Linked DNA regions of Homo sapiens: regions 1 and 3 are each linked to region 2. The links are chromatin contacts, found by Hi-C or POLR2A ChIA-PET in ENCODE. All regions are on one chromosome and are shown on one strand. Each heading gives the region's core, a stretch centred on a gene start or an enhancer-like site at or near the end of the contact. The rest is flanking DNA. Distances are from core to core; before and after follow the strand shown.

Region 1 (4,751 bases), core at 1,157-3,656, 230 kb after region 2:
CCTGCAGATGCCTCGCTTCCTCTCCTGGGCTCTGACAGATTGTGATGAGAGGCTCAGGCACAAGGAGACCCTCTGCACTATGCCAGGGCCCCCACCCCTCATGCCTCAGGGCGCCCACTCCTGTTTGTGCGGCCCTCTCATCTACTGAGGCTCAGAAATGTCACACTCAACCATTGACCTATAGGATTAAAGATTACTTTTCATGCCCACAACATCCTGGCATTCGGATGGATGATGGGCAGAACTCGTGGTTACTTGCAGCTCCAAATGAGAGAAGGCTGCCAGATAGGGCTGCTTGGGGGTTGCCCCTGGGGACAGGGTAACAGCAAGCTGGCATTGCAGAAGCAGCCTATTAATGGTGAGCTGGATGTGGAGGGAGACTAGCTAGGTCTGGCAGCCTCCCTGTGGATTGGCTGACTTGAATAATTCTGTGGGCATATCCTAGTTGTCTGGTACCTGGCCCCGGAGCCATTAAGGCTGGCACATAGTGGACATTGACGATGAGAGCCTGATAAGGGAACTGGTTGGGGTGTGGACTTAACTGCTCAGGAAGGGAACTGACCAGCCTCTATCCTCAAAATCGGGTCAAGCATTAAATGGGTACAGCATTAAAAAAAACTGATATGGTTTGGATTTGTGTCCCCACACAAATCACATTTCAAATTGTAATCCCCATATGTCTGGGGAAGGGTCTGATGGGAGGTGATTGGATCATGGGGCCAGTTTCCCCATGCTGTTCTCGTGATAGTGAGTGAGTTCTCACGAGATCGGATAGTTTAAAAGTGTGGCACTTAACCCCCTCGCTTTCTCTTTCCGGCCACTACGTGAAGAAGGTCCTTGCCTCCCCTTCATCTTCTGGGAGCCCTCCCAGTCATGCTTCCTGTTAAGCCTGCAGAACTGTGAGTCAATTACACCTCTTTTCTTCATAAATTACCCAGTCTCAGGTAATTCTTTATAGCAATGTGAAAACGATACAATAACAAACCAATTTTCAGCCACTCCTTCTAAGCCCTGCCTCCTCTACCAGGCACCCCAGTCACTCCACCTGGGCCTTAAGGATCGCTCATCCCACCAGCTGCAGGTACTGCCTTGCTCTGCTCCACTTAATGGCTTTAGGAATCCACAGTGGGTGAAGGGGAGATATTTCTCAAGGATTAAATATGCTAACATCATGTAAGTTCTGTGTGTCATCACTGTTCACAGATTATACCCAGTAGAAGTACTAGCTTTTTGCGGGGACTGACCATCTTAATATTGTGTGTGTTAATATTGTGTGTGTGTTAATATTGTGTGAAATGCAGTTGTCAGACACATGAAAAGAAAGCATTTACTAATCATACTCCTTTGTCAGAGATAAAGCTTTTTGTTTGCAAAGCAAGAGGAATTATTGTGCTGGGGTATCTTGACTACGAAGAAAAAATCACGAGGCAGGGCTCATTGAGCTGAATCAAGTCAAGAAAAGTAACAGGTGCAAACTCTTAATCATGCAGCTGGCAAAGAAAACAAGTTTGAGTTACAAGAAAGCATACCTACCACTAGTGTAGAAAAAAAGGACATGTTTTTTATTTCAAGTAAACTCCAGATGCAAAATCTTGTCTGATTCAAAATTAAGTCAAAGATCTGACCGTCCTTTGGAAAGTTGACTTTTATATGTAACTCCATAGTTGTCTCTTATTTTCATTAACATCCACCTAAGTCTAATGATCATAACTTCTTCAGAAACAAAATGTTCTCCTGGGAAAATCTATGGAAACTGTTTTCCCAATACTTGTAATGGAAAGAGGTTGTACCTTTAACACATTGGATGGTTTCAGGCACCTGTGAACCTTTGGTGCCTGGAATATCATGGCATTTACCTGCAGGCTAGGGAGTATTTTGTGGTCTTCCGTGGCTGCAAGGAGTAACCCTAGGTTCCCGTGAGCTATGGGGAATATGAGCCAGATCACTACTGGGTACATCTCGAGCTGCAGAAGCCCCTGGGGCTGCGAGGCAGGTTCACTAAGCACTGCTCTGGGAATTAAACACAAGGCAAGAAAGGAGGGGAGTGTGTAGGACACCCAAAGAAATGAGGGCTGCTATGGGGAAATGAAATGCATGTTCGAGAGCAGCTGAATGGCAGCTCTCCTTTGCTCACTGCAGCCGAGGAGGTCCACCAGGCTCCCGGGGAAGAGCTTAGAAGAAAAGGCTGGGCTGTGGGCAAAGCAGGTTAAAGGTGCAGCCACAGACCATGTCAGGTCCCCTGCCACCAGCACAACATGCAAGCTCTGGCAGGGATGCAGGATGCGTGCTCACACATCCATCACTGCAGCTGTGCAGGATGTTGTGGGCGTCAGTTTGTTCCTGAATATGCGTGCAGAGATGAGCGCATGCCCTGAGAAATGTGTAAACATTGGGGATTTGTCAGGTTTTAGAGTCACATGGGATGGGGCACACAGGTCCTCAGCCTCTTTCACCTGCCTCAGCCTGGACAGCTGGCCTGTGCCAACCCCCTCACTTTACCTTCTGGCCTCCTGGTGATGATAAAAATGAACTCCGAGAGGTGCTCCTAAGGAAAATGTGTGTTTACTGCTTGACATACTGTCACATGATTGAGTCAGTGAAACGGCTATAAGAAATACATTAATCTTTATGTGTTTTGTTCAGAAAAGTGCCCAGAAATGCAAGATGAAACACCTGTGATTTCTCACTGACTTAATCTTGGTAAAGGAGAAAGTGAAAAATTCACCATGAAATAATAATAGTAGCTTTCATTTTTAAAAGTTGGAACCTTATTGTGTGCCAGGCATTATGCAATAAGCTTCACCTATATTTTTTAAAATCTTCCCAAAACACTATGGGCAGTTGGTATGAAAATGGCATTTAAAATGAGGAACTGAGCAGAGAGGTTAAATGCCCAGAGGTGCACATCTGGTACTGGACAAAGCTAGGATTGGCCTGGACAAAGCTAGGATTGACCTGATTCTAAAGCCCATGGCCTGTTGTCCCATATTGCCACCTGTGCACCCATAGTGCTGGACGGTGGATGATGGATTATGAACATTTGACACACAAGGAAAGGTCATCACATAGGTATTTAGCAGAGCATAAATAAACACACGCAGTGAAGCTTATTCTGCCTAACAGGGATAAGGCCGTTTGAAAGAACTATGTCTTAAATCAATGAAACTGGTATATACTAACACAAAGAACTGAGAATAACCAAGTCACTTTGAAGAAGCGGAAGGTGACAGGGCTTGCTCTATCACATGGGAAGGCTTTGTGTAACACCACAGGAAATTAGAGTGCCCTTTGGTGCAAGAAAAGAGTAAATAGACAAATGGGGCAGAACACAGAACTCAAACAGACGCACAGAGAAGGGCAGCTGTTTTATGGCAAAGGTGGCATCTCAGAGCAGTGGGGGAAGGATGGACATTTTCATAATGATGCCGGGACAATTGTGTAGCCATCTGGAAGAAAGAAAAGTGGACCTACTTATACCATGCCCTAAATGTGGAAAGCAAAGTAAGGAAGCTTCAGGAAGACAATATGGGCAGTATTTCCATGTTCCGTCATCTCTGACGGGCACTCAAGTTGGGAACCATTCTTTTACTTTTTTAGAAATAGGACTCTCACTTTTCTTAGGAAACATACTCTCTCCTTTGATAACTCTTGCTGGAATATTCCTCTCCAAGTTGAATCAGCCCAGAGGCGACACCTGCCCATAAGTAAGTTTCAGAAAAATATGACTCATTGGTCTTATTTCCCCCTACTGGGGGTTCATAGAATAAGTCTAACCCCGCCCGGCCTCATCTCAGTTGTTTTTAAAGAGGAAGAGGAGATGGGCCTCAAAGCTTCAACTAAAAAAGCTGGAGGAACAATCTATGTTGCATCTAAGCAGACAGTGCCCTATCTTCTCAGTTAGGGCTGTAAGGGACATCTTAGTCATCTACAATCAACTCTGTGAAAAACAAAAGGAAAGTCTTATTATATGATGTATATATAAAGAGAACAGGGCATTTAACTCTGCCATTTTAGCCACAATGATGTTTGTTGGGTGCATTATTTAAAAAAAAAACTAGACTTGGTGGAAATAACCAATCTAAAGTAAAACTGAGAGTAGTTAAAACTTCACATAAGAACATTAGCCTGGGAAGAAATAATGGTCATTTCAGAAAATGCTCAGGGGCAGACATGTTGATTGGTAAAATTTGATAGGGATCAAAAAAAATCAATGAATCAAATTTATATTGTGAAATTTACATGGATGAGAACTGGTCCCAGTGAAAAGGAAAAACTGAAAACAGTTCACTTATGCAGTCTTGGTAATTAATCAAACGATCAAGTTGCTTTAATGGCATTTCATCTTGCTATAATTCTGAGAAAAATATTTTATTGATAAATAGAGCCTAAACATCCTCAAGGTTAAAATAGTAAGGTTAAAACATTCTAAACATTCTGTATTGATTTAAAATATCAAGTACTTCTTAACTGCAGCATTCTTTAAGCTAAGCAAAAGTTAGATATTTTAATAAGAGACTAGAAGTAATAATGGACAAATAAACGCAATTTGATTTGTTGAAGTCAAGAGATTCTAAGTACATTTTATTTGTAATTTTATTAATGTTGCTATAATAAAATATTTTAAAATGAGAAATTTAGTTCATGGTTACATTAATTCTACTATTAAATTCTGATGTAACTAGACTCTGGAGCCAGCCATAAAAATGATTCAATGTTTTATTTACATACAGCCTACATCCCAGCGGTCTTAT
Region 2 (4,690 bases), core at 1,170-3,669:
ACTGGGCTGGGGTTTTATATTTGATGAAAAAGAGCCTAACTGTTTTGGGAGAGGTCGGATAAAGAAAACAGGAGCAACAACCTTGACTATGCCTTTAGCTCCAGCCACCTCTTTAAGAGGAAATTGTTGGGCAGGTGGGGTAGGGCTAGTCAAGGAACAAAACCATAAGCCGGACTAGGTGTGAGGAGGGGAAGTGATAGAAGGATTATAGAGTGGGGGAACAGAGGCTGCGGAAGAATTGGGACCTGGCTCAGCCCGGCGAGCAGGGGAGAGGTCAGATGGCTCCACAGAAAAGGAGGATTCAAAGTACTCAGAGCTTGGGGTGGAGACCGAAGGAACACACAGGAGAGAAAGAAGAAAGATTTGGGATGAGTCGCATTGGGAGCAGAGACTAGGGCGGGACTGATGTGTAGAAGAATGCCTGGATGTCAGGAACCTCAGACCATTTGCCCATTTTACGACAAGAATTATCTAGATCTTGTAGGGTGGAGAAATTGAAAGTGCCATTTTCTGGCTATTTGGAACCACTGTCAAGTTTGTATTGGGGTCAGGTGGTATTGCAGAAGAAAATAAGGTGTTTAGGTTTTAGGTCAGGCGAGAGTTGAAGAGGTTTTAAGTTCTTGAGAACACAGGCTAAGGGAGAAGAAGGAGGAATGGAGGGTGGAAGGTTGCCCATAGTGAAGGAGGCAAGCCCAGAGAAAAGAGAGGGCAGAGACACAGGGGGGGTCGGTACTTGACACCAAGGTGAAGGATCAAGGCAGGTGTCCCTGTGGTGATCAGACACCTCTGAAATGTGGGTGAATAATCAGGCAGGCATCCCTGCAGTGATTAAACACCAAGGGAAGACTGTCTTCTCGAGTCCGTGACCAGTGCCGGAGTTTTGGGTTCACGGATAAAACACATCTCCTCTGTCTCTATCAGAAAAGGAAAGGAACTGAAATTAAGGGAAGGGATAGATTGAAGGGTGGTGCCAAAATTGAAAGGAGAAAGAGGTTGAGAGATAGTGAGAGAGGTTGGAGAAGAGAGTAAAAAGAAGCTGCTTACCCAATTTAAAATTGGTGAGATGTTCCTGGAGCTGGTTGGTCTGAGGACCCGAGGTTGTAGGTGGATCTTTCTCACAGAGCAAAGAGCAGGAGGACAGGTGACTGTCTTATCAGTTAAGGCAGGAACCGGCCATTTTCACTTCTTTTGTGATTCTTCAGTTGCTTCAGCATTTTCACTTCTTTTGTGATTCTTCAGTTGCTTCAGGCCATCTGGATGTATATGTGCAGGCTTGGGCTCAGAGGCCTGACATGCGTGTGTTTTGTGTTTTTCTGGATAGGCATGCATTCCTATGGAGGAGGTAAGCAGGGGGAAGGGAGCTCACATTCATCAGACACCTAGTATGTGTAGGAACCTTCTGCATCCCTGGAAGGATGGATGACCCCACATGTGAAACCTCTCGTGTGGTTCTTTTTGGAATTAACTACCATTGCTGAAAAGGGCCTACATAAAATATCAAATTTTAACATGCTGGAATTTTTCTTTATTTTTTTTCTCCTTCAAACATTTGTAGCTCTTTATATGTGGTATTTCCTCTGTGTCAGAAGGGAAAGAGGGTGCCCTTTGGGGAAGTTCTCTTCCAGACTCCTAGAAGAGAATCTGATTTACCTTAAATGCACAAACAAGGCCTTGCCATGTCACTGGCCAACCGCAGACAAACTACTTCAGTCACAGAAATAATTTGGACACTTTTGCTTTTTAAGGAAAAGATGATTTCCCTGGATTTTTTTCCTGTGAGGACGAGGCATTCCAAAACCCCAGCGGGGTCAGGCACAGTTCGCCAACTTTATGTTTTGGGGGGCAGCGCATTTGCTTCCCGAAGTGAGTTGCGAAACCGTTTTCTAGCGCGCACGGGGCTTTCATCTCTTCCGTGCATGCGAACGGCTTTCCGAGATGCCCCCTTTATGGGCTTGGCCATCGCTACTTTTGTTACAAATTAACGTCTGGGACTCGGACTGCTGCCAATAGGAAACTCCCGCGATTCGCTGCCTAGTTCGCCGCCCTCACAAGACTGGACTCTGCACAGGCCATCCATGCCCGCTGGTGCACCTCGCTCTCTCGCACGCTTAACCCGCGGGGACGCCCCCGACCTCCCACCTCAGCCCTCGCCACAGTTAGTCCCGCCCTTCCGCGCAGACTCCGTGGAGTCCTGTCACGCTCTCCGCGCGCTGCGGCAGCCGGGAGATTGTGAAGGGCACCTCCGGCAGCCAATTAACACCCGCATACTGGGCGGGACCACGCTTGGGCAGGCGGAGGGGGTCGACCGAAGGCGGGGACTTTTGAGTGACAAGGATGATGGCCAACCGTCGGAGGCCCTTCTACTGCGCCCCGCCCCTGAGCCGGCCGCCCAGCCCCCAGTGGGGTTCCCGGCGCGGGGAATGTCCCGGGTGGAGCTGGCTGAGTCGCGCGCTCTGCTCCACCCGACGGGGCTGTGTGTGCTGGGCCTGGCTCGCGGCGAACCGAGATGGCAGAGCAGTCGGACGAGGCCGTGAAGTACTACACCCTAGAGGAGATTCAGAAGCACAACCACAGCAAGAGCACCTGGCTGATCCTGCACCACAAGGTGTACGATTTGACCAAATTTCTGGAAGAGGTGAGTTGGGGATGAGCGGCTTGGGGCGCAGGGAGCGTGGGCCGGGTTTGGGGGTTCACTGGCATGACCTGTCTTTCGCGGCCCGGAGTCCGCATACCTACGCCTAGGCGCGCCCCCCGAGTTCGCTCACCTGCGCGTGTACGCCTGGGCGCGCTTCCGAGTCCGCACACCTGCGCGTGCAAGCCTGGGCGCCCCCCACCGCCCCAAGTCCGCACACCTGCGCGCTCACACCTGGGAGCGCTCCCCGAGTCCGCACACCTGCTAGTGTACACCTGGGCGCTCTCCTCGAGTCCGCACACCTGCGCGTGCACACCTGGGGAGCGCTCCCTGAGTCCGCACACCTGCGCGTGTACACCTGGGAGCGCTCCCCGAATCCGTACACCTGCGCGTGCACACCTGGGAGCGCCCTGCGCGGCGGCATCCTCGCTAGGTGGTGCTGGAGCAGCCTTCCGGGGATAGCGCGCAGCCATGCGGGGGATTTAAATGATCCCTTTCTCCCTTGAGTTTGAATAGAAGGGTGTCCTTCCAGGACCGGCGGCATTCCCGCAGTGGCCGGCTGGAGACCACCCACCCCGAGAGCTGCGGATCCCGCCGGAGGGGACCCCAAGTGCGGAGGTCGGGTGTGGTCCGGGCCTGCGCTTCCCGCGGCAGCCACTGGCCGACCTTGCGGTCCACACCCACTCGCGTTCGCGTTCACCTGGAAGAGGCTCGGTGTTAATTAACCTTTTCCAGTCACGCCTTGGCAGCCAGGTGCCGTGCTTGACTCCTGAGACCGCGGTGTGTGGCTGGAGCAAGAACACAGAGGCCAGGCAGAGCAGCGGACGTTCTGCGTGGGACTCGCCCCTAACAGCTTTGGAAGGTGTAATAGGAAACGTTGGTTAACTTGAAGACATTCCTTTGATAAGATTCTTTGCATTCGGTTATAATTTTTGCCGCACACGCTAAGGGGCGCTTTTGGTGATTGTCTTAGATCCTCTGGAAGTGTTTTACTACTTTTGGGGGAGTCTCAATCATAAATCTTAACGCATGCTCACGCCCCCTCCCAATAATGAGAAGGTTTAGTGATGGGAATTTTTTACATAGTCGGGGAGCAGGGGACAAAAATAGATGCCTGGTCTGAGCTGGATCACAGTTTATATCAGAGGACTTTGTTTTTGCAGAAAATGTTAAAATCAAAAGGCCTGTTTTAAAAAATGAGGCTGGGCCAAGCACGGTGGCTCACACATGTAATCCCAGCACTTTGGGAGGCTGAGGCGGGTGGATCACTTGAGTCTAGGAGTTCGAGACCAGCTTGACCAACATGGCGAAACCCCATCTCTAACCAAAATACCAAAATTAGCCAGGCCTGGCGGGGCACGCCTGTAGTCCCAGCTACTCGGGAGGCTGAGACAGGAGAATCCCTTAAACCTGGGAGGCAGAGGTTGCAGTGAGCCGAAATCGCACCACTTTGCTCCAGCCTGGGGGACAGAGTGAGACTCTGTCTCTAAATAAATAAATAAAATTAAATAATAAGGCTGGAGTTGATGTTTATTGGTAAGGTATTTCACTCTGGAGCAGTGCCCGAAGATAAAGTCATGTTACCATTTAGTAAGGAGGGGTTTATGTTGGGAAATCAGAGCTGACCTGTCCTCTCCCTCCTGCCCGGCTGCAGATCTTGTCATATAACATCAATTCTCATTAACTCTAAATGTGGAATTTTAAGATACAGTGTGTGCTTTGTCTATTTGTGCTTATAGAAGAAGTAGCATAAGAGAATATTAGGATATTTTATATTATGAAGCATTTTCTTCTTTTCTTGTCTTCTCCTAAAGCGAGTTTTTTCAACCCTGGCACTGTTGACATTTTGGGCCAGCCGATCTTTGTTGTGGCGTCTGTCCTGGGCATTGTAGGATATTGAGCCACCTCCCTGAGTTCTACCCACTAGATGACCGGTACCACCACCTCCCCTATTTTTTTTTTTTTTTTTTTTTGAGACAGAGTTTTGCTCTTGTGGCCCAGGCTGGAGTGCAATGGTGTGATCTCGACTCACTGCAACCTCTGCCTCCTGGGTTCAAC
Region 3 (4,292 bases), core at 720-3,219, 250 kb before region 2:
CTATTATTTGTTTACTTATTAATTATCTGTCTGGCTCTCATGACATAAGCTCCATGGGGGCCAGGACTTTGTTTCTCTTCTTTCCATAGCCCCAAGAGCCTATGTACTGTCTATCATAGAATAAGATGCCAATGCACATTTATTTTTACGTATTTATTTTTTGAGACAGAGTCTCCCTCTGTTGCCCAGGCTGGAGTGTAGTGGCATAATCACTGCTCACTGCAAACTCAAACTCTTAGTGTCAAGTGATTCTTCTGTCTGTGCCTCCTGAGTGGCTGGGACTACAGGTGTGCAACACCAAGCCGGCTTATTTTTTAAGCTTTTTGTAGAGACAGGGTCTTGCTATGTTGCCCAGGCTAGAGTGCAGTGGGGTGATCATAGCTCACTGCAGCCTGGATCTCCCAGGCTCAAGCCACCCTCCTGCCTCAGCCTCCTGAGAAGCTGGGACTAAAGGTACAAGCCACCATACGTGGACTGATTTTTAAATTTTTTTTAGAGATGGGGACCCACTATGTTGCCCAGGCTGGTCTGGAACTCCTGAGCTCAACTGATCCTCTTTCTTTGGCCTCCCAAAATGCTAGTATTACAGGTGTGAGCCATAGTGCCTGGCCTCATTTCCTCTGTTTTCTTCTAGAACTCCTACTACATTGGAGTCTTTCGATCTATCATATATCCTCCAGATCTCTTAGTTTTTCCCTTTTTTTCTTGTTATCTCTCTGCTCTGATTCCTGGGCATATTCTCTGTAATATTTTTCAGTTCATTAATTCTCACTTTGACTGTGCCCAGTCTAGAATTTTTACTGTTCAGTTATTTCAATAACTAGTTACATTTTCAGGATGTCTAATTGGTTGATTTTAATACCCATCTGTTTTTATTTTATTTTATTTTATTTTATTTTATTTTGTTTTGTTTTATTTTTTGAGACAGGATCTCACTCTGTTGCCCAGGCTGGAGTACAGTGGTGTGATCATCGTTCACTGCTGCCTCAACCTCCTGGGTTCAAGTGATTGTCCCACCTCAGCCTCTTAAGTAGCTGGGACTACAGGTGCATGCCACCACATCCAGCTACTTTTTGTATTTTTTGTAGAAACAGGGGGGTCTCACCATATTGCCCAGGCTGGTCTCAAACTCCTGGGTTCAAGTGATCTGCCTGCCTCGTCCTCCCAAAGTGATGGGATTACAGGCATGAGCCACCACACCCGGCCCCTGTCTGCTCCTGATTCATAGATACCTGCTTACGTTTTGTATTTTCTCATTCTTTAATATGGGTGTTAGTCTTTCATTTGTCTCTTGAAGAATTTAAACATACTTCGTTTGCATCCATTTTAAACATGTTCTACTCTTTGTATGTCAGTCTTGGTAAACCCATTTCCTAACACATTGCAAAAGCTATTTTTCTTAAGGCATGTCTTTCTTACATACTTCAGAACTTTGGCTTGCAGCCTCAACTTGAATGACAGTCATTTTATTCTCCTTCTCTGTTATGAGTTCTGCCTAAAATGCAATGGTTGCCTCCACCTGGTGCTTTAAGATGCCCATTCCAGGTCGAGGTCTTAAACTGGTGGCTTACAGTTCTCAAACAGTGTTCTAGTGGCACACACCTGTAATCCCAGCATTTTGGGAAGCCAAGGTAGGAGGCCCACTTGAGCCCAGGAGTTCAAGACCAGCCTGGGCAACACAGAAACTCTGTCTCTACATAAGCGAAATCAGATTTTAAAACTTAGCCAGGCCAGGTGGTGCATACCTATAGTCCCAGCAACTCAGGAGGTTTGAGGTGGGAGGATCACAGAGTGAGATCTTGTCTCAAAAACAAAAAAACAAACAAAATCCTGAAGTATATGCAATTGCTTTGCTTGAAGTGGATGGGGAGTTTTAAGGGTGAACTCATACTGTGTCTTGATCGGGACTGCCCTACAATGATTTCACTTCCTGGGACGTAATGTCCCTACAGCCTGGCCCAGTGCCAGGCTCAGTGCTGGGAACGCTACCTGGTGCAAACTTTCCCAAACTGGAGGAGAGCAAGATTCGGGTGAAGATAAAAAGGGTCCACTTAAAAGCCCACAAGCTCTGTTCAGTGCACCTTAAAAGGCATAAATGTTTGTATCCTGGATAACCTCAACCTCCAGGAATTGGCTAATAATGACTAATAAATTAGGCCTTGACACCAGGAGCTCAACAAGCAAACCTCACCCTGTCAGCAGGGACAAGGCTTCTGGGATGGCCCCAGGGCAGTGCTCCTGCGCACACCTCTGGCCTGCAGTACAAGGTACAGAGTTGGGTAACAAGACCGCCCCAGGCAAACTGTGAAACTGAAACATGCAAACGCGTTTCTCCCTGAGCGCCATGCACTCTGGGATCCCAGGGCACTGGAGCTAGTCCTAGAAGGCACAGGGGACCCCTCCTCATCTGCAGTCTTTGGGGAGTTCCATCTGTGCGTGCCTTGTCTTAGCACTGTTTCTCTCCCTTTCACAATGCGCCCCATTCCTTCTGAGGTCAGCAGGGGACAGCACCCCAACTTTATGTCCTGTGGCGCCGGAAGCTGAGCCACGTGTACCATGAAAGGTACCTTTGTCCCAACCACAGTGCTTCTGAAGAAGTGGGGGATTGTAACCGCTTGAAAGAGCAATTGAGAATTGGAACACTGGGGCATTGTGGGGCCTGAGGAGAGGTGCTCTGGGGACAGAAAGCCCCTACCTCCTGATTAGGGCTGGGACGAAGGGGCTGGGGAGGACCTCAGGGCTCAGGTCCCCTGCTCCAGCCTTGCTGCTGCCTGCCCTGTGATGGTGAGACCAACAATGCAACAGACCACCCAGGCTCCCTCCCATAAACCAACCGCATGTGCATATTTCCTCCTGGGCAGGAGCTCTGCACTGGGATCAGTAGGATGGTGGCTGGACCCACCCACCCCTTCTCCTTCTGTGACTCCTCCAGGAGCTGGCTCTCAGCTCCAGCCAACAAATGCCACCCACCCTCCAGATACCATCAGCTCCTGAACCTGCCAGGGTCCCGAGCCAGCAGAGTGGCAGTCACCAGGGCAGCATCTCTCTCTGGTGAGCCGCAGATGACAACCTGCTGAGAAGCTAGGACAGCTGCCCTAGACAGTGCACGCTCAGGGGAGGATCCGATCACTGTGCCTTTCCTGGCAGCTCCTGTGGCAGCTAAACGGTGCCTCTGCACACCTGCCGTCTCCTTCCCCAGGTGCGTCAGCAGAGCCCATGACCGAGGCTGCACTCACTGTGAGCCCCCAGCGGGTGATGGCTCCCAACTGCAGCCCCATTTCCCCCTCCACTTTCAGAACCTACAAGTTTCCGGTGTGAACCACAGAAAAGTGTGTTCCAGTGCCCAACAACTCGCAGGCCTCTCCCAGAACGCCGCTAGTGGGTGTCTGGAACTAGCATTTAATGTCTATAGCAGTCTGTGCTAAACCACCCGTGATACAAGAAAATCGGCATCACTTCATTAGAAGCCAGATCTGAAATTTGATGTTTGCAGCATTCCTCAGATTCTAGTGCTGGAGTGAGTTAGGGATTCCACACATCATGTGATTTGTTGATTAACAGAAGTGGTGACCATCTGCAGTAAGTTCACGTTTACATTTTTATTGCGTCTTCACATGCATGGAGGGCAGGCACTGAGCCGAGCACTCATGGCCACAACGTCGCCAATCACCCTGAAAATCCAGTAAGGCAGAGCTACTGTAGCTGCATTTCACAGACAAGTGACCTGAAGCACTAGAGGGGTCAAGAGACTGCCTGGGATCACACAGCCAGGATGAGTAGGTTACACCCCCACACATCTAAACACGGCTCTCCTTTCTGGACTTGCCCTCCAATCCTCACTGAGGTTCCCCAAGAGAGCTGTTGCCATTCCCTCTTATGTCACATACAGGGGGCCAGGCTGAGGCAGGGTGCCCATTCCAGGCACTCAAGGTCAGATCAGAAATTCAGGGCAGAGTTCAGACGTGGTGGCTCACACCTGTAATCCCAACACCTTGGGAGGATGAGGCGGGTGGATCACCTGAGGTCAGGAGTTTGAGACCAGCCTGGCCAACATGGTGAAACCCCTGCCTCTATTAAAATATACAAAAATTAGTTGGGTGTGGCAGTGGGCACCTGCAATCCCAGCTAAAAGGGAGTCTGAGGCAGAAGAATCGCTTGAACCCAGGAAGCGGAGGTTGCAGTGAGCTGAGATCGCGCCATTGCACTCTAGCCTGGGCAACAGAGCCAGACTCCGTCTCAAAAAAAAAAAAAAAAAAGATTTATACCACACAAATGTAAAGTGTAGATCCTAT

The links. A loop is a pair of places that touch in the nucleus more often than their neighbours do. ChIA-PET counts read pairs that join two places held with the same protein, here RNA polymerase II (POLR2A). Pooled maps may share reads with other maps.
Region 1: a loop to region 2 is called in a pooled map, with 5 times the contacts of the local background. The contact joins the enhancer-like site here to the promoter of CYB5A in region 2. A Hi-C loop is called at or near these places in 7 of 50 pooled maps.
Region 3: a map of HepG2 shows a loop between it and region 2 (9-fold over the local background). The contact joins the enhancer-like site here to the promoter of CYB5A in region 2. A Hi-C loop is called at or near these places in 2 of 168 maps with a recorded cell type or tissue (HepG2 and naive thymus-derived CD4-positive, alpha-beta T cell) and 12 of 50 pooled maps. POLR2A ChIA-PET finds 5 or more read pairs at or near these places in 1 of 52 experiments (WTC11).

What each region holds. Positions count from the first base shown.
Region 1 is chr18:74,062,271-74,067,021 of GRCh38, reverse strand. No RefSeq gene overlaps it. Among named protein-coding and RNA genes, the nearest start is that of FBXO15, 83 kb to the left of the region's middle. Within about 2 kb of position 2,406, at least 4 of the 41 ENCODE cell types and tissues checked have a DNase peak (open chromatin) inside an H3K27ac peak, as active enhancers do.
Region 2 is chr18:74,289,692-74,294,381 of GRCh38, reverse strand. It overlaps CYB5A (cytochrome b5 type A), which reads left to right and starts at 2,419. Exons shown (of 5, transcript NM_148923.4): 1 at 2,419-2,635. The coding sequence starts at 2,507. RefSeq lists enhancers at 1,331-1,500, 1,860-1,919, 2,209-2,378, 2,458-2,627, 3,233-3,840.
Region 3 is chr18:74,540,122-74,544,413 of GRCh38, reverse strand. The region is part of intron 1 of CNDP1 (carnosine dipeptidase 1); the gene reads right to left. Among named protein-coding and RNA genes, the nearest start is that of CNDP1, 7.8 kb to the right of the region's middle. RefSeq lists an enhancer at 3,031-3,531. Within about 2 kb of position 1,969, at least 4 of the 41 ENCODE cell types and tissues checked have a DNase peak (open chromatin) inside an H3K27ac peak, as active enhancers do.